Linked DNA regions of Homo sapiens: region 2 is linked to region 1. Evidence: chromatin loops called from intact Hi-C (ENCODE). Cell type or tissue: Calu3. All regions are shown on one strand. Each heading gives the region's core, and the rest is flanking DNA. Links, peaks and the distances in the headings are about the cores only.

Region 1 (16,350 bases), core at 4,634-12,633:
TCTTTTAGAAGAAACCGGTGGTTTATGACAAGCCTATTTCAAAGCTGATTGTGTTACAGGCACTGAGTAATTCACTCTAATGCTAGTTTTCCAAAGGTTTGGGTTCAGGAAAACCTCAAACATAGTGGCTAAGTACTTTTCCTTTCCTTTCCTTTTAAAACCCTGTTTATTTTCAGAGGCGTTTAATCCATATGTTTTAGATCCATTTGCATGTTACTCAGCAAAAGGTTGTTTTGCACTAACGTTGCTGAGCCATGAGTGAGCCTGCTCATCTCTCTTCCGCTCCAACTGGTGCTTGCAGCTGAGCCCCATGCTCACGGCCAGACGACTCTAAAGCTTTATATTAGACACAAGGAAACATAAGCACTAGAGGCAAAAAAAAAAATCAATAATATTGACCCTATCTTTATTTAGAATTTTGATATTTCATTCATCATGAAATTTTTGGTGCTAATTTTGGTTTTTAAAGTGTTGCATTGCACTATTCTTTATATTGATTATTGAGTTTTTTGGTGGCCTCTTCAGTTTTGCACCCAAGGCGAGTGCCTTTCTTATCTCACTCTCATCCTGTCCCTGGTAAACACCCACTTCCAGGGCCCATTCTGTTTGGAAGGTTAGCATCCCAGTTGGTGTGGGTTCTGCTGTGGTCTCCCAGGCAGAGATCAGTACCAGAGACAAGGCAGACAAGCCCTTTGGTGATGCTAAAGGCTCCTCTGAGCCCTGTTGATTTGAATTTGGGGTGTGGGGCTTCCAGAGAAAGTGGAGAAGACAGGAACGTGTGTCCTCTTCAGACTTGGGATCTGACGTTGCTCTCTTCCCTTCTCCCTTACTTCCCTTCCTTTTCGGAGAGGGCAGGAATTGTGGTGCTCCGTAGTAGAATGTTTTGCAAATTCTGCTGGGCTGATGTGTCACTAGTCTGTGACTGCTTAAGAAGCCACAGAGTTCATCAGATTTCTCAATTCAGTTCCTGGTAGTGAGAGAGAAAGCAGTTGGAGGATTTTGGCTTTGGGACTTCCATATGCAGAGATTTCTTCTTGCTTAAATGATTTTTTTTTTAAATAAAAAGGCGTGGTCATCTCAGTGGTGTCTGTTTAGTTGGTAGCTTTGAAGAGGCTTGGAGATTCCTCTGACCACATAATTGTGGGTTATGTGTATGCCTGAACTTTCCAGGTGACTGAGAAACAGCTGAAATCTGTTCTACATTTTAAAATCACAGTGTAATGTTACAAATGGTGACACATTAACATATCCTGGAGTTTTCTGAGAATGACCATGTAGTGAAGTTCATTTTTACTTTAAACATCTCCATATAAAATTTATTTAAATAAAAAGCTATTTTTGACATACAAAAAGATGATACTTCCGTTGAATCTTGTGTAATAAGCATGAACTTGAGCTTCTGCTCTGTTGAGGTTGTTTGAGGACATCACCCCTCTGAGCTCAGGGGGAACGAGGGGCAGAGAGGCAGAGTCACTATTTGAATAGAGCCCTGCTCATGAAGGGCCCTTAGTGGCCATTGTGGGATACGTGGTGCAGAAGTCTGTGGTTTCCCTCAGTGGAGATGGCTTCTCATCTCAGCCACGTCCCAATACAATAAAGAGTCCTTTCTTCATTCAGAGACAGGACCCCTACTTGGCTCAAAGGCAGAGACTTTTCATGTTCTGTTTTACTCCCAAGGGCTAGCACATAGTAGGTGCTCAAATATTTTTTAAATATTCAAATGAATGAGTCCTGCGTCTGAACACCAGCCCCCCAAGCATGTACATTTCTCACTACATTTGATGTTCACTCTTGTGTATTCTGCTCTGGTATTTGAATGAGACTAAAGCCTGACTAAAGTCAATTTCTCAGAGGTCTGTACTCCTGTGGCTTTATGGTTATTTCCATCAGCATCATTAATATTCAGTGCTTATTGGGCAACTAAAACATTCAGACTCACGCAGACAGCATTGCATGCATCATCTTATTTAAACTTCCTGACAACTGTGAACAAGACATTGTCCTGTTTTGCAGATGGAGAAGGTCAGTGAAGCCGCATCACTTATGCAGCTCCAGGTGGGGGTCACTCGGCTCAAGGTGGTGGAGTTGGAACTCAGACCTATGTCACCGTGAGTCCAAAAGCTCTTCATAATAACTAATGTTGCTCAAATCTTGACTTTTGAAAAAACATGTTGAGGGGAATATTAGAATTCACAGTAGATCAGACTCATAGAACAGTATTCATAGAGTTGAATTCGTTGAGAGTAATTGTAACCCGAATGCACTCATCATTGACCCGCCCATTCTTTCTAGATACTTGGGTTTCAGAGATGACTCCGTTGCATTTCCCTGCAATGGAAAAGCTCACAGTTTAGTTGAGGAGACAGACATACATTCAACTACCTACAATCCATGCTGTAACAGAGGCATAAACAAAGCAATATGGAAGCACTACAAAGTGATGGTAAACTACTTTGCTGGGGAAAGAGACAAGGTAACATGGAGGAAGTGATATTTGATTGGGCCTTAAAGAAAAGTACAATTTCTCCCAGGCCAGAGAATGGAGGGTTAAGAAGGAAGGAATATCTTGAACTGAATGCAGAGGATTAAAAAAAAAAAAAGATATTTAGAGAAGAACTAGAAGTTTCCTGTGGCTGGAAATGAGATCATAAAGGTGGGGCAGGGCTGTAGATCCTTAAAAGCTGAGTCAGGGAGTTCAGCTTTTCACCTGAGTGAAGTGTGTGATCAATTGGTGGGTGTTAGGTCCTTGTACCTGGTGGCAGGTATCTAAGGTTGGGCTTGTCTTCCTCCCTCCCAAGGGTGGTGTTCTTGGTAAGAAATGCATTCCAGAATCCCACTTCTCACTCTAGATTATCGGATAATGTCACTGCTAGGGCTCAGTAAATACCCTTCAGCAAGAAGGATAACTGCGCTGTCCGAAGTGAATTGTTGGTACCAGGGTAATAGGGCCCAGAAGGTGATAGAGAGAAGATTAAATCAGGGACATTTCAGGGGTCTTGTGGTTCGAGTCGCTGCCAACATGAGGTTTCTTCCCGCTGCAAGTAGAGGCTCCAAGCCCTTGAGGAAAATTTTCCGAGGCTCCTAATCCCAGGCCCTTGTCTCACAATATCCCTTTGGACCGATGCATCCCTGTTTGCTGTATGCAGTCTCAGGGCTGGGGTGAGGAGGGTTTATCCTGTGGCCTCTGTGCTGGCTTTTTGTGAGCTGTGCAGATATTATGATTTTTTCATAATTCTTCATGAATTCTTGGACACATTTCTAACTGCCTTGTTGACTGACCTGCAGCAGAGGCGGCAGAGGGAAAGTGGGATAAAGGGACAGCATTTCAAGTGAGACTCCCCTTTGGGGAGGAGGGAGTAGTCACCACGAAGGATGCAGATTCAGCTCAAATTTCCTCAAAGCTTAACTGGATGAGATGGATACTCTGAATGCGGTCTGGTCTGCCGATGCCCCCTGGGTGACCTTCCGTAGTCCTCATCTCTTCTCTGCACTGTAGTTGTCATCAGACATTTGGGTGATTTTAGCAAAATAAACCCACCCACAAATATTCTTTTAGTGCCATCCCTGTATGTGGTCTTAAAGCAAATCTGAGTATGCCCACCAAGTAGCCAGAGGAGAGAAAGTCACAAAGGCTGGGTTCTTCCATTCAACAGAAACACATTAAATTCAGATCACCAATATCTCCAAGATGGTTCTAATCAGACAAAAAGAGAGAAATAATGAAGTATTCCAGGAAGGGCCCAGTTAGGTTTTGTTGACTGCAAAATAAACTGTTCTCCATATTCTTTCTCCACCAGTTTGCATGCTGTCTACTTTATATCTTCCTTGGGTTGTAGAATATTAGAGCTGGTGTAATAAACTGGGAAAGGGCATAAGCTTTGGAGCCCAGCAGTCCCAGTTATAAATCTACCTCCTGCACTGGTTAGCTGCTTGACTTTGGACAGGTTACTTCACCTTTCTGTGCCTCAGTTGCTTATCCATCCCCTAAAATAGGATGATTATATATTATTCTGTGTACTATGTGAACTAATACACGGCAACTTCTTAGAGTTATGATCTTGTACATACTAGGTATACAAAATAGCATGTCTCTTCCAATTGTCAATGTAGCTGATTGAATTAGCAGACACTGTATGTAGAGATGGCCATGCTGTGACTTTGGGGGAATTTACAAACTTTAAACCTTTGGCAAGCTATGGGCAGTAGCTGGTCCTAGAACAAGAATCTGAATGGCCAAGGCATGTGCTCTAGTGTTCCCTTGCAGAGATAGAGATTGTGTCTCCTCGGTGTGGTGTCTGTCAAGCTCAACACTCCATGAGATCAGGAACTAGTCCATCTCAGTCACCATTGTATCTCCAGAACTGAGACATTCAGGCATGAATGTTGTCCTGAGAGGAGAGCTACTTACTAGCATTTCCTGAGACCTACTACTTACAGTCACTTTATAAGTGCTTTACATATATTGGTAGGACACAGAATAGAGAAAGGTAGTCCAGGTCTTCTGACTTCTGATGAAAATACAGTTTAAGAAGTGTAAAAAGCAGACTTGCTAGTATCTCTGTGCCCTGGCTCAGAATATCACATTAAGAGGGTAAGCGTTGGAGCTGCAGGTTTTGAGATTGACATGGGTGGCAGCAGGTTGGTGCAATAGTGAAATTTGAAGGGCACAAACTCCTTGCCTAGCTTGGCTGTGTAACCTGTCCAATTATTTGCTTTCATTCAGGACGTCTTTCCCCCTTCTGCTCTCTGAAACTGGAAGATGTTGAGAGGCACATAATTAATTTGGGTGTGTTAGACCAACGCCCTCAAAGTTCCTTATTTACTTGTCATTATGCATAACTACACACATTATCAACACGAGGTTAAGTCTTCTGTGGTGGGTGTTTTTCTCTTACCCAAAGTGAAGGGGAGTGGTTACCATTGAATGGTGGAACTCTGGTTATCACAGCTGGGTTTCCCACAGGTAGGGTTACCCACAAGATCAGAATAATTTATCACTAATTACGGTTTTGGAAATGAAGCTTAGATGAGCCCTTCCTAAAGTGCATTTCTTGGGAGCATCGCTTCCTTGAGCTGTTACTAGATATTCTGAGGTCAAACAAGTTTGAGACAAACTGGGATAAACAAAGTTGACCTGTTTTCATTTTCCAAGATCTTCTCAATGGCTTTGTAAACCAGCATGCACCATGTCTCTCAGGGAGAGGTGCATAGTGTATAGTATCTCCCAGACGTGTTGGTCTAGGGAATTCCCTTTCTATTTTCACAGAGGACTTTCTGAGACTTGGGTGCTGTGGGACCTATGTTGGGGAAACACTGAGCTAAATATTCATTAGTGGGATAGGATGAAAAACAAACACCACATGAAACTGGGCATCCCCGCCAGAAATTCTTAATAGGTGCTCATTACAGTTTTATTAACACTAGGGTCATCTTTGAACTTAAGTAGAATGCTTTTGTCAAGTTGTTTTTGTTATTTATGATTTTATTTTTAGGTCAAAGTGTTGCCAAGTGGGTTCCTGGTTTTGGGGATTTGAAAAGTGGGACAACTTGAGGTCAAAGACCCTCCAGCAGTTTATCTTTGCCTTTCTGTTGTCTGTGATTTTTATCTGGTTTAACCACAGGTGACCTAGTAGTCCCATCTGGCCCCTAGAGAGGGTTGTAGCTTGTTCCAAATGGTCCCAAATCAGAAATTTCTCCCTCACACAAAATAACAGTGAGCTTACAAACTTGTAGTATCCATATTCATATGACTATTTTTTTAACCAGAAGTTTTTCCTTTGCTTGTCTGACTCATTCACTCATTTATTCCCTCATTTAGCAGTTTACTGAAGTCAGCTTATAATATTGCAGAGGCTGCTAGGCTCTGGGGATGCAGCAGTGACCAAAATGAGCTGAGACCTGCCTGCATGGAGATTACAGTCTAGAGCAGTGCTGTCCAGGAGACATACAATGGGTGCCACATTTGGAATTCTGAGTTTTCTAGTAGCCCCACTAAGACAAAGTTTAAAAAGAAACAGGTAAAATTAATTTTAATAATATACTTTATTTTCACCTCATACATCCAAACTATTGTCACTTCAACAGGTAGTCACTATAAAAAGTAATGAGATTGTTTACATTTTTTTATACTAAATCTTCAAAATTGGTATGTATTTTCTGCTTACAGCATATCTCAATTCGGACCTGCCATGTTTCCCGTGCTTAATAGCCACAGGCGGCTAGTGGAACAGTGTAGGTCTAGGGAGAGAGACAAATATAAAAAAATAGATATGAAAAAATCACGGGCGTATGTGATTCCAAACTGTGGCCAGTGATATGAAGAAAAGTTGAAAGGTTTGAGGAGAAAAAATAGGGGATCTGCTACAAGTGGCTGGTGGAAGTAGAAGTGGGAGCAGGGAGAGAAAGCCTCTTTTGGGAAGCAACATAGGCAGAGCCTAGGAGGATAGTGAGTAGAAGCTAGAAAGACCAAGAGTGGGGGCAAGGATGTCCTAGGTAATGAGGATGCAAAGAGGCCTCAAGACAGAGAGTGAGAGAAGCCCAGATTGGCTGGGGCAGGGAAAGTGAGGTGAGGAGCAAGGCAGGACTGAAGGGGAGGCAGGGGTGAGGGGGCAGGAAGGGGATCATGCAGCATCTTTTAAACCATGCTCAGGACTGTGAACATCATCCTGAAAGCAATGGGAAGACATGAAATTTCAAGCAGGGGAGTTACATTGTCTGATTTTTCTGTTTTTTTTAAAGGGATCCCTCTGGCTGCTCTCTGTCTGGGTAGGTGGGGGTGATAGGCAATAGTTAGCAAAAATAAATGCAGGAAGATGGCAGGGGATGCTATGGTGCTGGGCTAGGGACCTGGTGATGGTGGGTTGGAGTGGAGGCAGTGGGGAAGGAGAAGTGTGGGTGGATCCAGCTGGTGTTTAGGAGATGCAATGGACAGACAGGATGGTGGATTGGACATAGGGTAAGGGAGAGGGAGGTGTCCAGGAGAACTCCCAGGTGGTGGGATGAGCATCTAGGTGGATGTTAGGAAGACTAGAGTGGGTTTGGGCTGGAGATTATACTCCAGGACACACTGGGCACGGCCAAGCAAGAAACCTTGCATCTTTTCAACAGGAGTTATTCATTGCTCTTGAAAAGCCAGGTGCAGTGGCTCAGACCTATAATCCCAGTGCTTTGGGAGGCCAAGGTGGGAGGATTTCTTGAGCCCAGGAGTTCAAGGCCAGCCTGGGCAACACAGCAAGACCCCCATCTATAAGAAAAAGGAATTGCCAGGTGCTGTGGCTCACATGTATAGTCCTGGCTACTTGGGAGGCTAAGGCAGGAGGATCATTTGAGCCCAGGAGTTTGAGGCTGCATGGAGCCATGATTGTACCACTACACTCCAGCCTGGGTGACAGAGGATAAGAGAATTTTAAATGATATGGAGTTTTTTGTTATTATCTCTGAGGAAATGATACAAAATTACCTCTGATTCATGTTGCAATTTATTATTGCAGTAACACACAGCTTGTACCAGAAAATATTTTCATAAAGAGGTGGCTTTTCCCATAACTTTAAACTTTAAAAATAGCATTTAATAAGAGCTTACCAGGATTTTATTTTGATTTCTTTTTTGTTTATTTATTTAGCTGTTTTTGAGATGCGGGGGCGTCTCACTACGTTGCCTAGGCTGGTTTCAAATTCCTGGGCCCAAGCGATCCTCCTGTGTCGGCCTCCCGAGCAGTTGGGACTACATGTACATGCCACCGTGCCCAGCCTTAGCAAGTATTTTAAAGAGGGCTTTGAAGTAGCTTCTCTTTGTGGATTACACTCAGAACTATAGAGTGCTTAGCAAATGGATGGGGCTGCAGTGAAATCCACTGTCACTAATGTGTGCTCTCAGTGGGTCCATTTTTCATCCTGGAGAGCTCTGATGGAGAACTTGAAACCCAAGATGTATTCGAAAGGAGACTGCCAGGAAATGAATGAGCAGACTCAGGGTATTCTGGATGAAATGCTCTTATTACAAGACTGTTGGTGCATGTTCCATGTCCCACTTATGTGTGTGATAAGCCACCAATACATTTATCAGTCTGACCTGTTTACCGAAAAAGATATCAAGGCTTGAGAGCTCTGAGTCACTGCCAGGTAGATCAATAAAACCATGAGATATTGCAGTTGCTTAGACCATTTATTCAGCAAACGTTTATTAATCAACCACTCTACACCAGACATGGAGAATGCAAAACCCAGTAACTTACGCTCCTACCTTTCAATCTGGGAGCGTGGGGTGGGTGACTGGGGTCAGGAGAACACATGAGATTAATGCATTTTATGTCCATATAAGGCAAAGAGTGGGCAGAAAAGTGGGACCTCATTATTCTTGGGGGAATTAATCTTTGACTTGAACCTTACAAAGTATAGTAAGAATTTGTCTGTTGATTAGAGAGGGCATTTTAGGCAAAGGGCAATCAGATAACCTGGTACATTAAAGGAGCTATGAGTGGCTCAGGGTGGCTGGGGTGTAAGGATGAAGCTGGATGTGGAGAGAGATGAGGCTCTGGCATGAAAGATGTCCAGAGAAGTCTTATTAGGTAAGGTTGGAAAGGTTCGTGTGACACTTCATGGCACCAGTTTGACGAACCTGGCCAGAACTGCCTACGGGAATTGTGCACAGCAACCTGTGATTGTCAGAAATTGAGAAGTGGAGGTGATTGCAGATCATTATAGATGATTATAAATAGAGTACAATGTGTATTTGAATATAATCTGGGATCATGATATCTTTGGTGTAGACACAACCTCCATCGCTATTCGATGCCACAGGGAGCACCTACAGTGTCCCGGTGCTTTGCCAGGCATGAGCAGTGCTGGCGTGTGGAGGGTAGGGAGAGTGCAGGGAGGACAGAGGCGTGCAGGGTCCAGCTGCTCCTGGGGTGCTCATGGTCTAAGGGGATAGAGAGATGTGTACACAAGAAAAGCAGCAGTCACACTGTTCACCAACATCCAGTCCCTCTTTTTTTCTGGGCACAAGGGAGGCTAATGCATTCCACACTTTCGATGTTAGTTGTGGTCAAGTGTCTTGTCTTAGTCAATGAAATATGAACAAAAGTTGTGTGTGTCATTTCTAGAAGAAACGTACAAAAACTAACACACGGTTCTTTAGCTCCTCTCCTCTGCTGCAGTGACTGGCAATGGCCTGGATGGAGGGGCCAGCTTGGGTACTTAGGTGCCCATAACAGCCCAGGGTCCTCCACACACCCACGGTGGACCTGGGAACTAGATGAGAAAGAAGTCCTGCAGCTTCGGGTTCTTTATTACCACAGCAGAGTATAACCCATCCTCACTAGGAAGCAATGCCAGGCCGCCTCCACTGTGTTTTAGGCCACTGTGTAGAAAGGAAATGCTCCTTCATTAATTAATTCATTACACAAACATTTGGGTCTGTGCTCTAAGCACTGTGTGAAACCAGCCTGGTTCTAAGACTTTTGGAGGAATGAGCAATAACTAGGAGTTGGAGTGGTCAAGGGAGGTATTTTATTACTTTTTAAAAAAGAATGTACATGGTGCATGTGTATATACATATTACACATTTTTCCATTATATAAGCCATATAACCGTGTATTTCCTTATCACTTGGAAAGTACAGAAATGAAAAAGAAAAACCCATAATCCTACTACTGAAGATAGACACTATAGGAATTTTGATGAATATTTTTCTAGTGTTATTACTGTATATTTTTTACATAACGTTGATAGAATTTTACCTTATACGTAACACATCTTAAAGTTTATTCATAAGCATTTTCAGTTTTCAAAGTCGTCTTTTTAATTGCTATAAAATAACATCAAATTTTTCTAAATTTTTACTATTAACATTTAAAATGACCGTTTTATATGTTTTTTCCCAAGTTTTGCTGATTTCCATAGAATGATTTCTAGAAGTATAAGTAAACAAGAAAATGGCCTCCAAAGATTTATTCAAATTAACAGTCTCACTAATTGTGTACAACAGTGTTATTTACACTGATATTTGATATTACTATAACTTAAAAAATCATTTTAACAGGTGAAAATTCATAGCTAATAGGTTTGTATTTCTTTGATAACTGGAGAGGTTGAAAGCCATCCTATGTATTTGTTTACTAGTTATTTTTAGTTTTTGGAATTATGTATTCATATCATATACCTATTGATGGGGTATTCATATTTTTCTTATCAGTAGGTCTGATCTCATTACATATTTGAAGTTTTCTCTCCCATTCTTCCCTTTCAGTTATTTTGAAAAATATGTAAAATATTTTCATGCAGTTCAATGTGTTGATCATTTACATATTGATTTATTTTTTAATGTACAATTCTAGAGTCTTCTAGAGGTTCCGTGGATTGATTTTTAAGTTCTTTGACCTGTCTCAAATTTACTTCAGTTCATAGTGCAAGAAGAAACTCTAACACACTTTTCCCTTCAATTTACTAACTTGCTATCCCAGGACAGCTTCATGGAACAGTCTTTCCTTTATCCGTTGATTTGTCCTGCCAGTAAAAGCTTATTTGATCCAGTTACCAGTGTGGAAGATGACAGGAATGAGATAAAGCTAGCACAGTGGGAATTCAGCCAGACATTTGATCTGACCATCTGGGCAAACTTCACAGATTCCATCTTAGCAGACCAGGCCTGGGTATGTCTCAGGTTTTGCAGAGATGTGGTCAGCTTAGGGATGTTCTGCACTAAGGATTTAGCCAAGTGAGGATTAGCCCAGAGTGGCACAATGGGCTGCCAGCCGCCTTGTGAGCACGAGATCTAGGCAGTCCCTGCGCAGCACTGGTTAGGAGAGGAAATAGATGGCTCTTCCCTAGGGCCTCGTCTGTGTTTCTCTCAATGAGTTGAGGCCTGAAAGAGGCCACACTGGGACTCCCACTTGTGGCCCAGGCTAGGGAAGGCCTGGTCTGGAGAGAAGTCACAATTTTGAGAGTCATATATAGTTTCTTCTGCAAAATGAGAGCTTATGAAAGGTTTATTCACAAATAGTGTATGGAATAGAACTACCCTGCACAATCCTGTTACTGAGCATCTGCCCAAAGGAAAAGAAATCAATATATTAGTATCAAAGACATACTTGCACTTATATTTTTATTACAGTATTATTGACAATAGCAAAGATATGGAATCAATCTAAGTGTCCATCAATGGATGAATGGATAAAGAAAATGTATATATATGCAATGGAATATTATTCAGCCACAAAAAATAATGAAATCCTGTCTTTTGCAGCAACATGGTAGTATAACCAGAGGTCTTCATCTTAAGTGAAATAAGCCCTGACTTGATCACAAATTTTGTAAAGAAATTTATTATTTTTTATTTTTTAGAGAGACAAGGTCTCTCTCTGCCACCCAGGCTGGAGTGCAGTAGCATGATCATAGCTCACTGTAGCCTCGAACTCCTGGGCTCAAGCAATCCTTCTGCCTCTCAGCCTCCTGAGTAGCTGGGACTACAGGCACATAACACCATGCCAGCTAATTTTATGTGTGTGTGTGTGTGTGTGTGTGTGTGTGTGTGTGTGTGTAGACGGGATCTCATCATCTTGCCCAGGTTAGTCTTGAACTCCTGGACTCAAGTGATCCTCCCATCTCAACCTCCAAAAGTGCTGGGTTACAGGCATGAGTCACTGCACCTGGCTGGAAATTTGTTAATAGCCTATGTTGAAGGGGTAGCTGAAATCACCTCACCATCCTCTGGGTTTCCAGAGCACCTCCATTCTTATAGCCCATGTGAGTCGTATGGTGGGGTGTGGTTCTATGTCCTTTCTCGCCCTCTGTCTGGGACTGCCGAGAGAGCAGGTCTCATGTCATTTATTTGTAGAGTCTCAGGGCCTATTGCAGGATCTGACAGAGTCAATGACTGCTACCTTTGCGGAATGAATGAATAAAATCATTAATGGCTGAATGTGGCTGGCTTTTCCACGTCTTCCCACAGCTGGGGTACTTAATATTGGCTGAGGCAACTACTTTTAAACTGTTGGTATTTCTCTTTAATAAAATCTTGGGAAAACCTTGATTTTCATGTCATTTTACTTTGGGACTTTTTCCAAAATCCAGGCTTTATTTTTCATCAAACACATGTCATGATCATGCTCTTAGGGAGTCTTTACAAACCATCATCATGCTCTTGAGGGAATCTTTTGAAAACCTTACTTTAGATCAGAGTTAGAGAAGAAATTCACATTCTAATAGATTTGCAGGGTAATTGATATTCTCGCCATCTCTGTTCATATTTGAAATATTTCAGTACTCGATGTAGGGGCAAAAACATTGAGTTTACACCTTCTAATAACTTTCCAAAAACCTGTTATAAAGTAAAACTGTTGATTCAGAGGTTTGGGGATCTCTGGGGATACAGCTCAGCCTTGGGGCCCAGGGCCTACCGTAGCTGGGCTACACCTTCCTCTCCAGCTTCTTGTCCAGCTGCTTCTCCCTTCTGTTTTAGACTCTAGCAACATCCTAGGATTGTTATGGTCCTGTTGATGCAATGCTGCTTCTTGCCATCTTGCTGCTGTAAATGCTGCTTTCTCTGCTCAATCATCTAGCAAACTACCATTCATTCTTCCTGACCCTGCTGAGGCATCCCCTTCTCTGTGAAGAGTTCCCTCTCTCCTTCTCCAATGTATCAGTAAGCTATTGCTGTGTAATAAACCACCCCCAAGGCAGTGGCTTGAAACAACTGTGTATTATTGTCCTGTGGGTCAACCAGCTGGTTCTGCTGATCCGGACAGGCTTGGCTAATCTCAACTCTGTTTTGTATCTATCGGCAGAACAACTGGAGGCTGGCTGGTCTAGGATGGCCTCATTTATGTGTTTGGCATTGGCTAGCTCTCAATTCAGTGGATGAGGGTGACTGGACCATGCGTCTCTCATCACCCAGTAGACTAGCCTGGGTTTGTTCTCGAGGTGACTGATGCTGTTCTGTGAGAGAGAAGGAAAGCATGCATGGCCTCTGGAGGCCTGGATCTCAAAACCCAATGGCACACCAGCACTTCTGCTGCTTTCTTTTGGCTGAAGCCAGGTCAGTTCATGTTCAAGGGGAGGAGATTTAGACTCTACCTTTTAATGGGAGAAGCTGCATAGTTACATTGCAAAAGACAAGGATCTGAGGGGAGGAGAGAAGGATGAGTGGAATGGTTGATTGATTTTTGTGATCAATCCACCACACCCACCTTTGATAGAGGTACTTACTCTGTAGTACAATTGGCCTTCCATACTGTGGGTTCCATACCTATAGATTCAACCAATTGCAAACTGAAAATATTTGAAATATGTTTGCATCTGCACTGAACATGTACAGACTATTTTTCTTGTCCTTACAGGATAATAATACGGGATAACAACTATTGACAAAGCATTTACATTGTATTAGGTATTATAAGTAATCTAGAGATGATTTAAAGTATACAGGAGGATGTATGTATGTTATATGCAAATACTACACTCTTTTATATTAGGGACTTGAGCATCTGGAGAGTGTGGTATCTGAGGGAGTTCCTGGAACTAATGTGCAGATGCCAAGGGACAACTGTACTATTGTACTTGGAAGTACTCATGGGGTCATATTGCATTGTTTCTTTGAGTCCTAATTCTGCCAACATGGCCTGGTGCTTGCATTAATCAGCTTTCTAATCTCTGAGTAACAAGGCACAGTAACAAGGAGCAGTAACAAGGCACAGGGCTGGCACCTGAGAGTGGAGGTACCCAGGAGGCAGACACCATAAGGCGGGAAAGGGACATATGTACAGAATCATGGCTGCATGTCCTGAAGCCTGGCTTAAGCCATCAACGGCTGCTGGGCAGGGGCCAAAGCCCTGTTATCCCTTTCGCCCTTCCTGATGGCTCTGCCTCTGCCTTCAGCTGGGCGTGGGCAGGCCCCACCCACCGAGGCTCCAGCCCTTACCCACAGTGTCAGCAATGCAGCCTCCAGAGGATGTGCTCAGGCCCTGCCCACACACCCGGATGTTGACAGGGGCATGACTCCAGCGCCAGCTCTAATGGATGGTCTCATCGCTTTTAAAATAATGACCATGGGGCGTGGGCTGGCGAGAGCAGTGACATCACTTTCCTGCAATTCTGGGTCAGTTCCTGCTGCTTTTCTCTGTATGTTTGAATGACTGAAATAAATCTATTGGTTGGATATATTTCCTGGAAGACTTCTGACATGTTCACATGCCTATCTTGGAATGTGGTCAGGAGAGCAATGGCTTTGGACTTAGAGGTCCTGGGTTCAAGATTCTGCTACTAGCTTGCTGTATGAACTTGGACTAGCAACTTAACTTCTCCAGGCCTGTGTTTTCTCATTTGTACAATGATGGGAGGAATACCCTTGGTTTTGTAAAGGAATGGTGAGGACGAACTGGGATCTCTTGTCAGAGACACTGTCTTAGTCAGTTTGGGCTGCTATAACAAAGTTCCACAGATTAGGTGGCTTGTTAACAGCAGAAATATATTTCTCACAGTTCTGGAGGCTAGAAGTCCAAGCTCAGGATGCCAGCATGGTTGGGCTCTGGAGGGCTCCTAAACACCATTATTCTTCATTCACGCTTCTCAGAGCCCTAAGGAAGAGAGTGATTCCTCAGCTCAATTGTGAACTGCTCCTGCCACTCTGTACTTCCTCGTGTAAAGAAACCAGACTTTACATCATGGGTGACCACTCCCGCAGAGTTGTACAGAACCTCCCTTGGGGCCACAGGATGGCTGGATTCTGTCCCCTCATATACAAGGAGGTTATTGGGACAGCATTTCTCCCTAGAACAAGAGTGTATATTTCAGAAAGCTATGGATGACTTCCCATGGTCATCAGATCACTAGGCAGGAATGCTATTCTCCTGATAGATGTGTGGAAAGTATTCAATTCAATTTTGACCCAAAGTTCTAGGCACTGGATTAAGAAATGCCAAACCCAAAACGTTTAACTTTAGAATTAAAAAAAAAATGAAAAAGAATCTTAGAAGCAGCAAAATATTATAATGGAAAGTTCCCTGGACGGGAAGACAAGGTGGTGAAGATGACAATGATGATGCTGATGGCCAGACACCGTGATGAGTATTTGCATTCATTATCTCCTTTAGACTTCCCAACAGCTCCATGCAGTTGGTTCTAGACCATCCAGATTATCTAGCTGAGAAAAAAAGGGTCTGAGAGAGGTTAAGCAACGGTTCTACAGACACATAGCTAATCTGTGGCGTGGAAGAGATCTGCTGTCTGAGCTCAAGTCTGTCTTGGGCTCCAGACCCACAGGTCTCTACTTTGCCTCTGACTCATTTTCTGTTGTGGGTAAATGGCTGTCTTTGGACTGCAATGATCCCATCTGGAATATAAATCAGATGGACCCTGTATTATTCTGTTCTCATGCTGCTAATAAAGACAAACTCGAGACTGGATAATTTCTAAAGAAAAGAGATTTAATGGACTCACAGTTCCACAGCTGGGGAGGCCTCACAATGATGGTGAAAGGCAAAGGAGAAGCAAAGGCACATGTTGCATGCCAGCAGGCAAGAGAGCTTGTGCAGGGGAACTCCCCTTTATAAAACCATCAGATCTTGCGATACTTATTCACTTTCAAGAGAACAGCACCGGAAAGACCTGCCCCCATGATTCAGTTACCTCCCACCAGGTCCCTTTCACAATGCATCGGAATTATGAGAGCTACAATTGAAGATGAGATTTGGGTGGGGACACAGGCAAACCATATCAGACCCCAAGATCTCTTTTCAGCTCTATAGGCTGATCCCTGTGACTTGCATCTTGCAGAAGAAAACAATGGCTTTTCAGTGCCTTTTTTGTAAATAATATGGCTGCATAGTCAGAGAATATGGGAGACAGTGTCTCCTTTATTTTGAAGACATAATTGTGGTTTGGTGGAAAGAGCTCTGGACTAAGAGACAGAAGGCCTAGGTTTTACTTTTAGCTTCAATACCATGTGGCCATGTGACCGGAGGAAGGTTGACTCTTCTGAACTTCAGTTCCTCTACCTGAGAAACAAGAAGCTTGGACTGGACTGGCTCTAGGCTCTTGTCAGCTCTGACATCTGGGCAAGGATGCCAGGTGCCTCACCTACTGCTCCAGATGTCCCAGGAGAGGTTTCCATGCAGGATTTCAACTTGCTGAAAGCACGTGCGTCTTTCCTAATGAATGACTGGGATTCCTTCACAGGTGAAAATCTCTAAACCTCTGGGAAAGTCTGTAATGTCACAGCAAACTCATCTTCTTTGTATGATAAAACCGAGGTCTTTCCTCTGGTTGATGATAAGGGGAGACAGAGTTCTTGTCATAGTACTTGAACTAGGGGACAAGCAAAAGGGCCACATAGGAAAGGCTTTTGGTTGTTGC
Region 2 (16,350 bases), core at 4,467-12,466, 160 kb after region 1:
GTTCGTCACCACATGGAAAGAGCCCGTCAGCTCAGAACACAGGAGAGGCTGCCCTTTCCCGAATCCCTGGACAGGCCTCTGGGCACTGCTAACTCCAGTCCCACCATGCACAAACCAACATCCCTCCCCATGCCCACTTTCTCCAGTTTGCTCTCTCCCTCTGGTCTAATTGGTTTCTTCTCACACAGTTCCATAGTGCTTATGGCATCAAAGGGAAGATACGTCTCCAGAGGCCCATGGACCAGAGTGCTGGAAAAGCTTGGGGCAGACAGGGGTCTCAAGTTGAAAGGTAAGGGTTTGAACTGGGGTTTAAACTGACCCCAAAACCAGAGAAGGCAAATGCCTGGCATGGAGGGTGCTGTCATCTTTTGCTGAGTTGAGAACATGCTTTGTACTAAACGTGGGTACAACCTAAGAATCCCCCACACAACTAGTGGTCTACTGGAATGGATGGGCAAGATGCCACCTGTTTACCACCCCTGCACTGCAGCAAATTTATTATAACTTGCCACCAGCCACTGAAAGAAAATTGCTATATTTGTTGACTCATTTGCTTGGAAAGTGGCCCTTTATTCAACAAAAGTATCATAAGAAAAGTGGCTTAGTCTCACCCTCCTACCCAATTCCTGCTATTCAGACTGGCCAGGGGTCCTGCATCTTCTTCAACATTCTAGCTGATGCCTAGCGTTTGTACAGTCCTTTGCAGCTTGCAAAACTCTTATTTGTTCCAGAAAACTAAAGCCCAGAGAACCTACATGGCTTGTCCAAGGCCAGGCAGCTTCGGTGGTGAAGCCTAGCACAGGCTTGCTGGCTGTGCTGGAAGAAGCCATCCAGGAGGGACATGTCAGCATGACACCCATTATCATCACAAAAACTAGGTGCAGGGAGAGTCCTCAGAGAGGCTGTATGGGCGGCAGAGAAGCTCCACGGGCAATAATGATAATGATCATTGTGGTTGCTATTCAATGTTCAGCCTTGCACTTTGCACAACATGTTATAATTATCTCACTTACTCATTAATAACCTGTGCAGCAGGTACTATTATTTCCATTTAAGATGAGGACACCAAGAATTTAACAGCCAAGCCACTTGCTTAAGGTTAGGACTTGGATCCTAATCTTCCTAACTCAAAGCTGGGCTTCTTAGTTATACACCATCCTCACTATGGAAAACATCAAAATCAGAAACCCATCATATGGGGCAATGAGAAAAATCAGAAGCAATGCAAACCCTTCAAACCAGCCAAAGGAGGACATAAGGAAAAGAGAAGTATCCTTTCCAGCCCAGTCCTGAAATCATTTTGGAGCCTCTGTCTTTTAAATTAAGATCCCGGTTGCCAAAAGCTGATGTATGTAAGGTGACCTAAGTTGAATGGCACTTTCCCGGTGGTGATAAATGCATGTTGCCTGCCAAGATGGGCTGAGTATAGACGTGGATTCCCATGCCCCTCGGATGCTCAAGCTGTGAACTGCAAGATGGAGAGTGCTGTGTGGGTTTCAGGGGTTTAGAGTTCTAATCTGGGGTGCACCATTTACTCCACACTCTTGGTCAAATTTCTTCACCTCTCAGAACTCTTTCTAGAGCCACAGAGTGATAGAGTGGGGAAGGAGATCTTGTAGATCAATGCCATCATTTGATGGATGGGAACACTGGGCTTCAGAGAGGGGCAGGGACTTGCTGGTTGTCCTAGGGGCAGCTCAAAGGTAGGCAGGTTCCTAGGAGGTCTCCTCCCTTACAGTTTGCCCCATTTCCTGCTGTGCATGGCTCCCCTGTCTACAACAAAGCCATCACCCTGCCTAGGTGGCAGTGAGGCTCAGGTGAGACCCTGCCTGCCCCATACAAACACATGTCAGGCACCATCAGTAGCTGAGCACAGAGCTCTTCCCAAGGGGCCACAGTGCAGTGTGGCTAGGCGGTACCTGGTGGGCGTGGGGGGCTGGCGATGGGGAGCCATGGAACGGGGTGGGGCAGCCGTCCTCTCATAGGGCTTTTGCTCAGGAGACTCATCATTGCTTTTCAGAGCAAATGGCATTCGTTGGCTTCAAAGGCAGCTTCCGGCCCATCTGGGTGACACTGGACACTGAGGATCACAAAGCCAAAATCTTCCAAGTTGTGCCCATCCCTGTGGTGAAGAAGAAGAAGTTGTGAGGACAGCTGCCGCCCGGTGCCACCTCGTGGTAGACTATGACGGTGACTCTTGGCAGCAGACCAGTGGGGGATGGCTGGGTCCCCCAGCCCCTGCCAGCAGCTGCCTGGGAAGGCCGTGTTTCAGCCCTGATGGGCCAAGGGAAGGCTATCAGAGACCCTGGTGCTGCCACCTGCCCCTACTCAAGTGTCTACCTGGAGCCCCTGGGGCGGTGCTGGCCAATGCTGGAAACATTCACTTTCCTGCAGCCTCTTGGGTGCTTCTCTCCTATCTGTGCCTCTTCAGTGGGGGTTTGGGGACCATATCAGGAGACCTGGGTTGTGCTGACAGCAAAGATCCACTTTGGCAGGAGCCCTGACCCAGCTAGGAGGTAGTCTGGAGGGCTGGTCATTCACAGATCCCCATGGTCTTCAGCAGACAAGTGAGGGTGGTAAATGTAGGAGAAAGAGCCTTGGCCTTAAGGAAATCTTTACTCCTGTAAGCAAGAGCCAACCTCACAGGATTAGGAGCTGGGGTAGAACTGGCTATCCTTGGGGAAGAGGCAAGCCCTGCCTCTGGCCGTGTCCACCTTTCAGGAGACTTTGAGTGGCAGGTTTGGACTTGGACTAGATGACTCTCAAAGGCCCTTTTAGTTCTGAGATTCCAGAAATCTGCTGCATTTCACATGGTACCTGGAACCCAACAGTTCATGGATATCCACTGATATCCATGATGCTGGGTGCCCCAGCGCACACGGGATGGAGAGGTGAGAACTAATGCCTAGCTTGAGGGGTCTGCAGTCCAGTAGGGCAGGCAGTCAGGTCCATGTGCACTGCAATGCCAGGTGGAGAAATCACAGAGAGGTAAAATGGAGGCCAGTGCCATTTCAGAGGGGAGGCTCAGGAAGGCTTCTTGCTTACAGGAATGAAGGCTGGGGGCATTTTGCTGGGGGGAGATGAGGCAGCCTCTGGAATGGCTCAGGGATTCAGCCCTCCCTGCCGCTGCCTGCTGAAGCTGGTGACTACGGGGTCGCCCTTTGCTCACGTCTCTCTGGCCCACTCATGATGGAGAAGTGTGGTCAGAGGGGAGCAATGGGCTTTGCTGCTTATGAGCACAGAGGAATTCAGTCCCCAGGCAGCCCTGCCTCTGACTCCAAGAGGGTGAAGTCCACAGAAGTGAGCTCCTGCCTTAGGGCCTCATTTGCTCTTCATCCAGGGAACTGAGCACAGGGGGCCTCCAGGAGACCCTAGATGTGCTCGTACTCCCTCGGCCTGGGATTTCAGAGCTGGAAATATAGAAAATATCTAGCCCAAAGCCTTCATTTTAACAGATGGGGAAAGTGAGCCCCCAAGATGGGAAAGAACCACACAGCTAAGGGAGGGCCTGGGGAGCCCCACCCTAGCCCTTGCTGCCACACCACATTGCCTCAACAACCGGCCCCAGAGTGCCCAGGCACTCCTGAGGTAGCTTCTGGAAATGGGGACAAGTCCCCTCGAAGGAAAGGAAATGACTAGAGTAGAATGACAGCTAGCAGATCTCTTCCCTCCTGCTCCCAGCGCACACAAACCCGCCCTCCCCTTGGTGTTGGCGGTCCCTGTGGCCTTCACTTTGTTCACTACCTGTCAGCCCAGCCTGGGTGCACAGTAGCTGCAACTCCCCATTGGTGCTACCTGGCTCTCCTGTCTCTGCAGCTCTACAGGTGAGGCCCAGCAGAGGGAGTAGGGCTCGCCATGTTTCTGGTGAGCCAATTTGGCTGATCTTGGGTGTCTGAACAGCTATTGGGTCCACCCCAGTCCCTTTCAGCTGCTGCTTAATGCCCTGCTCTCTCCCTGGCCCACCTTATAGAGAGCCCAAAGAGCTCCTGTAAGAGGGAGAACTCTATCTGTGGTTTATAATCTTGCACGAGGCACCAGAGTCTCCCTGGGTCTTGTGATGAACTACATTTATCCCCTTTCCTGCCCCAACCACAAACTCTTTCCTTCAAAGAGGGCCTGCCTGGCTCCCTCCACCCAACTGCACCCATGAGACTCGGTCCAAGAGTCCATTCCCCAGGTGGGAGCCAACTGTCAGGGAGGTCTTTCCCACCAAACATCTTTCAGCTGCTGGGAGGTGACCATAGGGCTCTGCTTTTAAAGATATGGCTGCTTCAAAGGCCAGAGTCACAGGAAGGACTTCTTCCAGGGAGATTAGTGGTGATGGAGAGGAGAGTTAAAATGACCTCATGTCCTTCTTGTCCACGGTTTTGTTGAGTTTTCACTCTTCTAATGCAAGGGTCTCACACTGTGAACCACTTAGGATGTGATCACTTTCAGGTGGCCAGGAATGTTGAATGTCTTTGGCTCAGTTCATTTAAAAAAGATATCTATTTGAAAGTTCTCAGAGTTGTACATATGTTTCACAGTACAGGATCTGTACATAAAAGTTTCTTTCCTAAACCATTCACCAAGAGCCAATATCTAGGCATTTTCTTGGTAGCACAAATTTTCTTATTGCTTAGAAAATTGTCCTCCTTGTTATTTCTGTTTGTAAGACTTAAGTGAGTTAGGTCTTTAAGGAAAGCAACGCTCCTCTGAAATGCTTGTCTTTTTTCTGTTGCCGAAATAGCTGGTCCTTTTTCGGGAGTTAGATGTATAGAGTGTTTGTATGTAAACATTTCTTGTAGGCATCACCATGAACAAAGATATATTTTCTATTTATTTATTATATGTGCACTTCAAGAAGTCACTGTCAGAGAAATAAAGAATTGTCTTAAATGTCATGATTGGAGATGTCCTTTGCATTGCTTGGAAGGGGTGTACCTAGAGCCAAGGAAATTGGCTCTGGTTTGGAAAAATTTTGCTGTTATTATAGTAAACATACAAAGGATGTCATCATCTTGTCTGTTTGTTTCATTTTCTATTAAAATGGGCTTCATTTTATCTAGGGATAATAACTTATCTAAGGATAACCTAAGATAAACAGTTATCTAAGGATAATAAGGCTGATGAAATCACCCCATGTGTCTGCCTTACTTCCATGGCCTTATTCCCAAGAGCTAGTCATATGTCAAGATCCTACCTTGCCTTGCCCCAAGGCGGGGTGTCCATAAGAGCAGGTGGAGATGGTTCAAAGAAAGAGAAGATATCATTCATATGGCTGGCCATGTCCAGAACTTGCTGCGTCCTCCACATTTCTAAGCTGTCAGGAGGCTGTCACTTCAACTCCCCTCCCCGATGGGGAAGCCAGGCAGAAGCAGGACTCTCTTTTCCTCCCAGGCCCTGTTTGGCTGGAGGCCAAACACGTTTGACAAGAGCATGGGGGCTGAGGTGGGAAAAACAGGTCCAAATCAAACTGGCAGACGAGAGGCAGGCACAGGTAGAGGGCACCTCAGGCAGCACTGGAAGGGGCTCAGGGGTCTGGAAGGGAGAGAGTGAGAGGCAGAGGTTAGAGCAGGTGAACTGGGAGTGGTCCAGAACTGCCAGTCCAGGAGGGCAGCCACTAGCTTCATGGGGCTACCTACATTTAAATTAATTTAAATTAAATGCAATTAAAAATGCAGTTCCTCAATCACATTGGCCACAATTTTCAAGTGCTCAATGGCTATGTGTGTCTAGTGGCTACCATATAGGATAGAGTCGATATAAAACATTTCCATCACCACAGAGAGTTCTTCTCTTGATTTCCAAAGAGCTCCTGGGTCTTATGCATTGGGTTTAAAAACAAAACAACTATGTCTCGTGTGTGTGTGTGTGTGTGTGTATGTCTCTCTGTCTGTCTGTCTGTGTGCATCTGTGTATAGTCAATTCACTTAAAGGGGCTGGTACCAGATTGGTCGTTTTAAGCTGCCAATACACAAATATATCTGGCAGACTAGCTTTGGGCATAAAGTCAGCTGTGCAGTAGAGAGTACACGGCCTCTACCTTCAGGAAACTTTGCCAGGAGAAAGAGATCACACTTGCACACTCAGTCAACAAATATTTTTGCACCCCTGCTCTGTGCCAGGCACGGTGCACACAGAGGAACACAGAATGACCCCATGGAGAACATGAAATTACCTGCCCAATGAGTGGTGTGGCAGGCTTCTGAGGGCAGGGAGTGATCATCGCCTGGATTGGTCAGGGAAGGTCAGTGAGTGGAAGTAGGACAGGTGTTGGCCTGAGAGTCAGAGATGGATAAGAGAAGGGCCTTTTGTAAGAGGCAGAGTCTGACAGAGGGGCAGCTATCAGAGTGTGGGCTTGAGAACACCTGGGCATAAATCAAGGCTCAGTCATGAGAGGCAAAGTGGAAGGTGGGTTGGGCCAAACACAGGGTCAGCTTTAGGGCCCACTGGCTGTGATGAAAGAGGGTGGGGGGTTACTAGTGACTTCTCAGCCAGAAGTGTCACTGTGTGAAAGAGAGCACAGCCCACTGATTCAGTAGGTGCATAGAAGAGGCATCCAGGGAGGACTTGGAAAGCAGACGCCAACGAGGAACCGTCGAGCAATGGGACACTGCACCCAGCTAGACGCACAGCAAAAGAAGCCACAGAGAGGTTGGGGTGGAGGGACAGGCAGGCACTTCAGGGTCCTTCATTTGTCCCTGCAATAGTCACCAGATCCCACAAGTAGTCACTGCAATGCATTAGGTGACCAGTGGGCACCTTCCGTTCCTGTCCGCAGGGAGACAGACAGGATGATCTGCTCTCCCTCACCAGCCTGGGAGGGGACAGGTCAGAAAAGTGTGGCAGAGTTAAGTTTTGCAGAATGCATAGGAATGAACTAAGTGAAGAAGGGCAAAGAACATTCCTGGTGAGGGAATGGTGCTGGGAAGGCCTGGAGGCGATGTGTAGGAGTTGCTGGAGGAAAGGGGGTGGGGTTCCTCCCCACAGACAGGAGGGGTGAAGGCATGGGCGTTCACTCATGGAGGCTGGGGTGGCCTTAGAGGTCAGTGCAGTGACAGCTAACAACATCTGCCTAAAGAAAACGCAACGGCACAAAGCTGGAAGCAGGCGTTTGGGAGAATTTTGTTCCCATACCCACAGGCACACAGGGTATGCTGAGTTGGGCACACAGGCAGTCCCTGAGGTGGCATATGCCTGCATCTCCAATCTGGTCACCCATTCCTTCCTCATCCCCAATCCCCAGATGAGCCCTAATCCTCATCCCCTCCCACTGGCTCAAGGATCTTAGAGTCCTCATAACATGGTAGATGACCTGACCCACCCTGCCCTCTCTCCTCTCGGCTTGGCCCACGCCTACTCATGTTCCAGGGCGTAGCTCCACACAAAGCCTTCTCTGACCCATGCCTGGCAGCTTTCTCCTTCCTCTCCTGGGCCCAGGGCCCAGTGCCTTGATATTGCGCCCCCTGTCCCAGGCTAACATTCACCCCTTCCTCCAGACTGTAGCCTCCTGCAGAGCATAGGCCATAGGTTTTCCCATATCTGGCAGAGTTCTGTTGGGTAATGTGTGCTTGCTGTGTTGAACAAAGGCATAAAAGCCGACCCTAGCGCAACCCTCCTGCCTCCAGTACTGAAGCCAAAATCCTGAGCCCTTTGACCCCATCCTAGCTGTTTTAGCCTGGGGGCTAGGTAGGCGGCAGAGGTTTTCTCAATGGCAGGGAAAGGAGTAGGATGTGGGTGGTGGGAAGGGCTTAATCCTGGGAGGATCAAGTCCACAGGCACCTGGCAGTGCCCTCATGTCCTCAGGGCTGGGTTGGGGTGAGAAGGAGAGCAGACAGAGGTAATGGTGAGGGTTGGGGGAGGGGATGGAGGAAGGGAAGAGTTCATTGTCCCAGGAACTGCCCTCCCTCACAGAAAACAATCAGGAGCATCAAACAGAATCAACAACATGCATGACTCAGCTTTGAAAGCTATAAAGCAAGCTCGTCTAACCCACCGCCAGTGGGCTACATGCAGCCCTGGATGGCTTTGAATGCAGCCCAACGCTAATTTGTAAACTTTCTTAAAATATTATGAGTTTTTTTGCATTTTTTTAAAGCTCATCAGCTATCGTTAAGTGTTAGTGTATTTTACGTATGGCCCAAGACAATTCTCCTTCCAATGTGGCCCAGGAAAGCCAAAAGATTGGATGCCTGTGCTCTAAAGCCTGCTACTCAGTGTGGTCCATGGGCCAATGGCATCAGCATCATCAGCATCAGCTGGGGGAGGTGGTTCACACCTGTAGCCCCAGCACTTTGGGAGGCTGAGGCAGGTGAATCGCTTGAGCCCAGGAATTCAAAACCAGCCTGGGCAACACAGCGAGACCTTGTCTCTACTAGAAAAAAAAAAAAAAGTTCAGCACCACCCAGGAGTATAACCAGGAGCTGGTTAGAAATGCCCAATCTCGGCCGGGCGCGGTGGCTCAAGCCTGTAATCCCAGCACTTTGGGAGGCCGAGGCGGGCGGATCACGAGGTCAGGAGATCGAGACCATCCTAGCTAACACGGTGAAACCCTGTCTCTACTAAAAATACAAAAAAAAAAAAATAGCCGGGCGCAGTGGCAGGTGCCTGTAGTCCCAGTATTCGGGAGGCTGAGGCAGGAGAATGGCGTGAACCCAGGAGGCGGAGCTTGCAGTGAGCCGAGATTGCGCCACTGCACTCCAGCCTGGGCGACGGAGAGACTCCGTCTCAAAAAAAAAAAAAAAAAAGAAATGCCCAATCTCAGGCTCTCCCAGATCAGCTGAATCAGAATCTGCATTTTAAGAAGGGACCCAGGGTAGTTGTTTGCACAGTAAAGTTTGAGAAGTGTGTGTTTGTGCGTGTGTGTGTGTGTGTGTGTGTGAGAGAGACAGAGTCTCTTTAGCCCAGGCTGGAGTGAAGTGATGCAATCTCGGCTCCCTGCAACCTCCGCCCCCCAGGTTCAAGCGATTCTCCTGCCTCAGCCTCCTGAGTAGCTGGGATTACAGGCCTGAGCCACCACGCCTGGCTAATTTTTTGCATTTTTAGTAGAGACGGGTTTTCGCCATGTTGGCCAGGCTAGTCTTAAACTCCTTGCCTCAGGTGATCCACCCACCTCGGCCTCCCAAAGTGCTAGGATTACAGGTGTGAGCCACTGCGCCCGGCTGAGAAGTGTGGTTTTAGGAGTCTCTAAGAGACCAGGCACAGTGGCTCACACTGTCATGAGTCATGCATGACTCAGACTGGCAACATGGCAAAACCTCATCTCTACAAAAAATACAAAAATTACCCAGGCGTGATGGCTCATGCCTGTGGTCCCAACTACTCAGCAGGCTGAGGTGGGAGGATCACTTGAGCCTGGAAGGTAGAGTCTGTGGTGAGCCGAGATCGCGCCACTACACTCCAGCCTGGGTGACAGAGTGAGATCCTGTCTAAAAAAATAATAATAAAATAAAATAAAAAAGACCCTAAGAGCCTAGGCAGCCAGTTTAGAATGGATTTTATATAAGGCTGCCCAGCTATGATGACATGAAGTGTGTTGGACGGAGAGCTCTGGGCTAAGAATCGGAAGGCGTCCAACTGCTCCCCTCGACTGCAAGATTCCTTCTTTCTTCCCCGGTCTCCACACACTAATTATTGAAGACAAGGAACATGTCTACAGAAAAGTTGGGCTTAGGTGTTATTCATGGTGAGAGCAAAAGAAAACAGTTCTCGGACACACAAAGGCTTAGAAAGAGTAGCACGAGGGTGCTCTTCCAGAAAACATTGAGGTGTTCTCTAATCAGATAGAGAAACAAAATCAAGAATTTACAATTGGGGTAAGGGGAACAGGAAAAAAAAGCCAGCAGCCAACCCTAAAACCACAAAGATATTGCAATAAGTTTTATAAATATAAACACAGAATTCGGTGCAAAGCCAAAAGCAATTCTGAGATAGCCAATTGTTAATATTTACAAAGGAAAGTTGGGTTTTACAAACCTGGGATATATGGTAATAACAAGCAAAACAGATACAAGGACGGAGCATGCAGAGGGGGTGGCTGTGTTAAGCTCTTCATCTTCTCTCTTTTTTTTTGTTTGAGACAGAGGGTTTTGTTTTGTTACCCAGGCTGGAGTGCAGAAGCATGATCCTAGCTCACTGTGGCCTCGACCTCCCAGGCTCAAGGGATCCTCCTACCTCACCCCCTGAGTAGCTGGGACTACAGGCTCACGCTACCATGCCCAGCTATTTATTTATTTATTTATTTTTTTGTAGAGATGGGGTCTCACTGTGTAGCCCAGGCTGCTCTCAAATTCCTGAGCTCAAGCAATTCTCCCACCTCAGCCTCCCAAAGTGCTGGGATTATAGATATGAACCACCATGCTCAGCTTCTTCATCTTCTCTTGTGGGAGGAAATTGTCTCATGTTGTTTTAGACATTAACAGAGTTATAATTATAGGTTTAAGAAGGAAAACAAAAACTAATGATGATAATGAATAGCATTTAAAAATGAGACATCTCCCTACCACTGCAGAAGAAAAAAAAACAAAATACAGTCTCCATAAAGAGAGGACAGAAAGATGACATGAAAATGACCACACAACACCTGGGTAAAGAGGAGTCCAGCCACAACAGCAGTAACAGTATGTAACCAACCTAGGTTTCCCAGCTAAAAATGAAAGACCTTCAGGTTCTGCCAAGAAAATAAAATTAAATTATTTGTTGCCTACAGGCTTACCACTGTAAACACTGGCTGCTTGAGCGTGGTCAGTTTTTAGAGACCACCTTTCCTCTCTTCATATTTAGCTGAACTTGCTTAGGCTCCCATGATTGGAAGAAACTTGGCAATCCCCATCCACTGCAAAACACACACACACACACACACACACGAAATTGGCTCATGCAATTACAGAGACCAACAAGTCCTAAGACTGGCAGTCTACAAGCCTGAGACCCAGGAGAGCTGTGGTGTAGCTCCAGTCTGAAGACTGGCAGGCTCTGAAACCCAGAAGGAGCCAATGTTTCAGCTCAGCCCAAAAAGCAGTGTCTCAGCTCAAAGGCTGTCAGGCAGAAGGAACTCTCTCTTACTCAGCCTTTTTGTTCTATTCAGGCCTTCCACTGGTTGGATGAAGCGCCACCCACCCCCCCACCCCCATATTAGGGAGGGCCATCTGCTTTCCCCAGTCTACCAATTCCAATGTCAATCTCATTTAGAAACATTCTCACTGAAACTCCCAGTATCATATTTGACTAAATCTCTGGGTAGCCCCTGGCCCAGTCAAGTGGATACATAAAATTCACCATCCCAGATTGCCTCTTTTCTTCTTGATTTCCTCAAATTACACAAACACAAGGAAGTTATTTATAGCGGAATTTTGCTGAAGATTTAGGAATATGGCATAGCAACAGCTTCAAATAGAATATTAGTCATCATTTCCCAGAAGTTCCTCTACCCTCCCATTCGCCTACACACACCTTAAGTAAATTCCTGGGTCAGGCTGCTACTAGAACATCAGAATTCTCCTTGCCTTATCAGGTATAGAATTGTTGCTCTCTCATCAATAAAAAGATTGGTCCCAGGCATTTATTTTATTTCAATTAATTAATTAATTTAGAGATGGGGTCTCACTCTGTCACCCAGGCTGAAGAGCAGTGGTGCGATCTTGGCTCACTGCAACCTTCACCTCCCAGGTTCAAGCAATTCTCCCACCTCAGCCTCCTGAGTAGCTGAGACCACAGGCATGCGCCACCACACTCAACTAATTTTTTCTATTTTTTGGTAGAGATGGGGTTTTGCCACGTTGCCCAGGCTGGTCTCGAACTCCCGAGCTCAGGTGATCTGCCTGCCTTGGCCTTCCAAAGTGCTGGGATTACAGGCATGAGCCACCGTGCCTGGCCTTAGGCATTTTTTTTTCATATCCAAACACTCATCAAGGTGCTCTGCTGAGCAAAGAACTATCTCTCAGGGGTCACCACCCTTTAGCAGTATAAACAATCTGCAGAGGCCTTGCAATTGCAGCCTGTCTTCAATGTGATCAGGTTGGGAGCAGGATTGTCTTTTCAAGGTCCTTGATGTGTCAGTTTATGGAATGGCAATTGTTGAGGCAATAGATGACAGTTACCCCCATATTCTGAGGAAAAGCCCCTAGAGTAGCCGTGAAGGACTTGGTAAGAAGTGGTGACCCACCTCCAGGCTAAGGAAGAGAAGGCTGGAGAGTCATTGAAGGGGAGATGCCCTGAAGGAAATTTACAAGAGTCAATGTGCTATTGGGTTTCCCCTCTCTCAAAGGGTGCATCCCCTAAGCCCGGTGAGAGGCTCCAAGAGAACCCCTCTTGGGGAGATTGCGGAGATTTACCAAAGGAAGAGATTGACATTTTACTTCTCAGCTGGACACTTGCTGAGTGCCTAAAACTCACAGGTCATCCAGCTGCTGTTGGAGTTGGGGGAGACAGTTTTCCGGAGAGCCTGCCTTGCATGCCTGCCATGTGAGAGGGTAGAGGTTGAAGGTGCCTCTCGCCCAGAGATGACCGAAGGTAGATGGAGGCTGGAGCTGCCGCAGTGCCTGGAAGGATGAAGGGCAGCCTCTGGGTCAGTGCATTCACTCCTTTTGGCTGGGAGGATGTGTGAGGCTTCCCACGAGTCAAGTGTACATTGTGGAAATTAGTGCGGCCCTGGTGTGAGCTAGTTTGAAAGGGCCCTGTTCCAAGTGGCTGCCTGCTTAGCTGAAGGGGTTCCTGATAGAAAGAGGATATAGGGCAACTCCAAGGGGTTTCACCAGTATTCAGCTAGAAAATGTCTTGCTCAGATCAAAGTTGGTAAGGGGGATCTTGGGCATATTCTCCAAACATGCCAAACAGCCAATAAATGGACACCTGCCATAACGGAGAACACTTACGAACCCTCTTTCTACCATAACATAAATTATTAAAGATTTTTAACCCCTCTTCTTCCAATCCCCCCACCTTTGTGCCCCTGCAGGAGCCAGCAGGAATAGGAAGAGATGGAAGAAGTGGAGAGAAAAAGCAAAGTGGAAGAGAGAAGAATAGCTCATGTCCCCATTATCTCCTGGAAGTGCTCAAAAAGAAGTGGGTAAGAGCAGTGGTGTGCAGGTAAACTCAACTGGAAGCAGGGGGAGTGGGGCGGTGGGTGGGAGAAGCCCTGTTCGTAGTATTTGTTGATGCCCATAGTGTAAATTCTCCCATCATGGCTGATTTTCAGCTGCAATGGTTTCGCAACCAGCTTGTAAAATTCCTGTCTATTTAACAATTGGTTTTCACCAGCTGGTCCCAGCCAGCTCATCACTGACAGAAGGCTGAGTGAACAAAGGGGGTTTAAGACAGCACTGAGTCCAGGCGTGGTGGCTCACACCTGTAATCCCAGCACTTTGGGAGGCCAAGGTGGGCAGATCACTTGAGCCCAGGAGTTCAAGGCCAGCCAGGGCAACATGGAAAAAACCCCATCTCTACAAAAAACACAAAAATTAGTTGGGTGTGGTGGCACCCACCTGTAGTGCCAGCTACTCAGGAGGCTGAGGTGGGAGGATCACCTGAGCTTAGGGAAGTCAAGGCTGCAGTGAGCTGTGATTACACCACTGTAATCCATCCTGGGTGACAGACAACATCCTGTGTTTAAAAAAAAAAAAAAAAAGCACGGAGAAAAAAAAAAACTCTTTCCCAGTTTGTACCTTTCAAGATCAGCACATTCAACCAACCAATTACACAAAGTGGAAAGAAGGAGTACAAGGACTTACACTCCCTTGGAAAGAAAGAATTAAGCTGTTAAAATGAAATTCTACTTATTTGCATCTTTTAAATAATTATTTCTCCTTCAAATTCTAGAGGGAAAACACTTGATATATGGTTGAATAATGACACAATGTTGGGGATGAGGAACGCTTTCTTAAACAAAATATCAAAGGAAAAATCATCAAAATTGGTTGATATGCCTACATAAAATTATTGAAACTCTAAACAATATTGACAGGAAACGAGTTTAAAATACATATCCCAGAAAAGAAATTATTATCTTTGGGTGTCTAGTCATCTTCTGTTTGCCTCCAGATCAATTCTACACCCTTCTCTGCCCTGTTTAAGGCCCCAAGAGGCCGAGACATGTCCAGCAGCTGTTCCCTGGCCCTCTGGCTCCCTGTTGGGTTTGGCCAATTGGAGGCACCGTCAACAGATGGAAGGGAGGAAGGAAAGTCCTGGGTTAGGGAATTCATGCCACTGTCTCCCTTTTTACTGTGTCTCTGTGAGTTGACTGTATCCCTCTAAGGAAGATGAGAGCTTTGGTCAGGAGCCCTTTCGTGGTCCCAGTAATTGCCCTCTCTCTCAGTATCGCCAGGCTTAGGGGTGGTAACTGGCCCCCACTTTTGCAAGCCCAGGGCTATTGCACTACTCCTTGTTGGGATCCCTAAACTTTATGCACACAATTTGCAAACAATCCTGCCATTAAATGCTCCTTAACATGCCATCTGCTTTTTGCTGAGACTCTGCTGATATTTTATATGAGAGGCTCTTACAAAGCAGTAAGGAACAAAAAGAAAAAAAAAAAGGAAAAGAAAAGAAAGAAAAACAGCAAAAGGGGGCCAGATTACATAAGAAAAAATATAAATGGCAAAATGGCAAAAGATATATTCAAAAACTAAACCTTGTTGGTAATTATAAAATGCAAATTGAAACAACAGTGAGATGCTATTATCCACCTAGTAAACTAGAAAATATTAAAAAGAACTATAAAAGACAGAAGAAATGAATGCTCCTAGACAATGAGGATAAAAGAATAATTTGGTGCAAATTTTCTGTAAAGCAATTTAGTACTAAGTAAAAATGACTGCAAAATGTATTCAGACTTTGGCTCCAAAATTCTGTCAAAGAATTTATCCTAAAGAAAGAGCTACAGAAATGCACAAGAATTTGTGACAAGGATATTCACTGCAGCATTTTATATGATGATGAAAACTGTAAAACAACCTAAGTAGTCAACAGTCAGATATTGGCTAAATATACCATCACAAAGAAGATGAAAGAAAAAACATTATAGACAAGCAAATGCTGAGAGATTTTGTCACCACCAGGCCTGCCTTACAAGAGCTCCTGAAGGAAGCATTAAACATGGAAAGGAACAACCTGTACCAGCCACTGCAAAAACATGCCAAATTGTAAAGACCATTGACACTATGAAGAAACTGCATCAATTAACGGGCGAAATAACCAGCTAGCATCATCATAACAGGATCAAATTCACACATAACAATATTAACCTTAAATGTAAATGGGCTAAATGCCCCAATTAAAAGATACAGACTGGCAAATTGGACAAAGAGTCAAGACCCATCAGTGTGCTGTATTCAGGAGACCCATCTCACGTGCAGAGATGCACATAAGCTCAAAATAAAGGGATGGAAGAAGATCTACCAAGCAAATGGAAAGCGAAAAACAGCAGGGGTTGCAAACCTGGTCTCTGATAAGACAGACTTTAAACCAACAAAGATCAAAAGAGACAAAGAAGGCCATTATATAATGGTAAAGGAATCAATTCAACAAGAAGAGATAACTATCCTAAATATATATGCACCCAACACAGGAGCACCCAGATTTATAAAGCAAGTTCTCAGACACCTACAAAGAGACTTAGACTCCCACACAGTAATAATGGGAGACTTTAACACGCCACTGTCAATATTAGACAGATCGAGACAGAAAATTAACAAGGATATCCAGGACTTGAACTCAGCTCTGGACCAAGCAGACCTAATAGACATCTACAGAACTCTCCACCCCAAATCAACAGAATATACACTTTTCTCAGCACCGCATCACACTTATTCTAAAATTGACCACCTAATTGGAAGTAAAACACTCCTCAGCAAATGTAAAAGAACAGAAACCACAACAAACTGTCTCAGACCACAGTGCAATCAAATTAGAACTCAGGATTAAGAAACTCACTCAAAACCGCACAACTACATGGAAACTGAACAACGTGCTCCTGAATGACTACTGGGTAAATAATGAAATGAAGGCAGAAATAAAGATGTTCTTTGAAACCAATGAGAACAAAGACACAATGTACCAGAATCTGAGGGACACATTTAAAGCAGTGTGTAGAGGGAAATTGATACCACTAAATGCCCATAAAAGAAAGCAGGAAAGATCTAAAATCGACACCCTAACATCACAATTAAAAGAACTAGAGAAGTAAGAGCAAACATTCAAAAGCTAGCAGAAAACAAGAAATAACTAAGATCAGAGCAGAACTGAAGGAGATAGAGACACAAAAAACCCTTCAAAAAAATCAGTGAATCCAGGAGCTGGGTTTTTGAAAAGATCAACAAAATAGACCACTAACAGGACTAATAAAGAAAAGAGAGAAGAATCAAATAGATGTAA

Evidence for each region. Hi-C counts contacts between places; a loop is a spot of excess contacts. Peaks named below come from ENCODE experiments on the same cell type or tissue, not always from the same donor. Only the 100,000 strongest peaks of a DNase experiment are listed, where the experiment ranks them.
Region 2: a loop joins it to region 1, with 4 times the contacts of the local background. A loop is called at or near these places in 18 of 110 quality-filtered maps.

What each region holds. Positions count from the first base shown.
Region 1 is chr15:80,788,523-80,804,872 of GRCh38, forward strand. The region is part of intron 1 of CEMIP (cell migration inducing hyaluronidase 1); the gene reads left to right. Among named protein-coding and RNA genes, the nearest start is that of CEMIP, 17 kb to the left of the region's middle. In Calu3, for the core only: no CTCF peak of the experiment used is centred there; no DNase peak of the experiment used is centred there.
Region 2 is chr15:80,946,777-80,963,126 of GRCh38, forward strand. It overlaps CEMIP (cell migration inducing hyaluronidase 1), which reads left to right. Exons shown (of 30, transcript NM_001293298.2): 29 at 189-289; 30 at 2,021-4,995. The coding sequence ends at 2,148. It also overlaps a transcript of MESD not described here. Among named protein-coding and RNA genes, the nearest start is that of MESD, 35 kb to the right of the region's middle. RefSeq lists enhancers at 5,880-6,852, 6,853-7,824, 7,825-8,797. In Calu3, for the core only: no CTCF peak of the experiment used is centred there; a DNase peak (open chromatin) is centred at 9,195.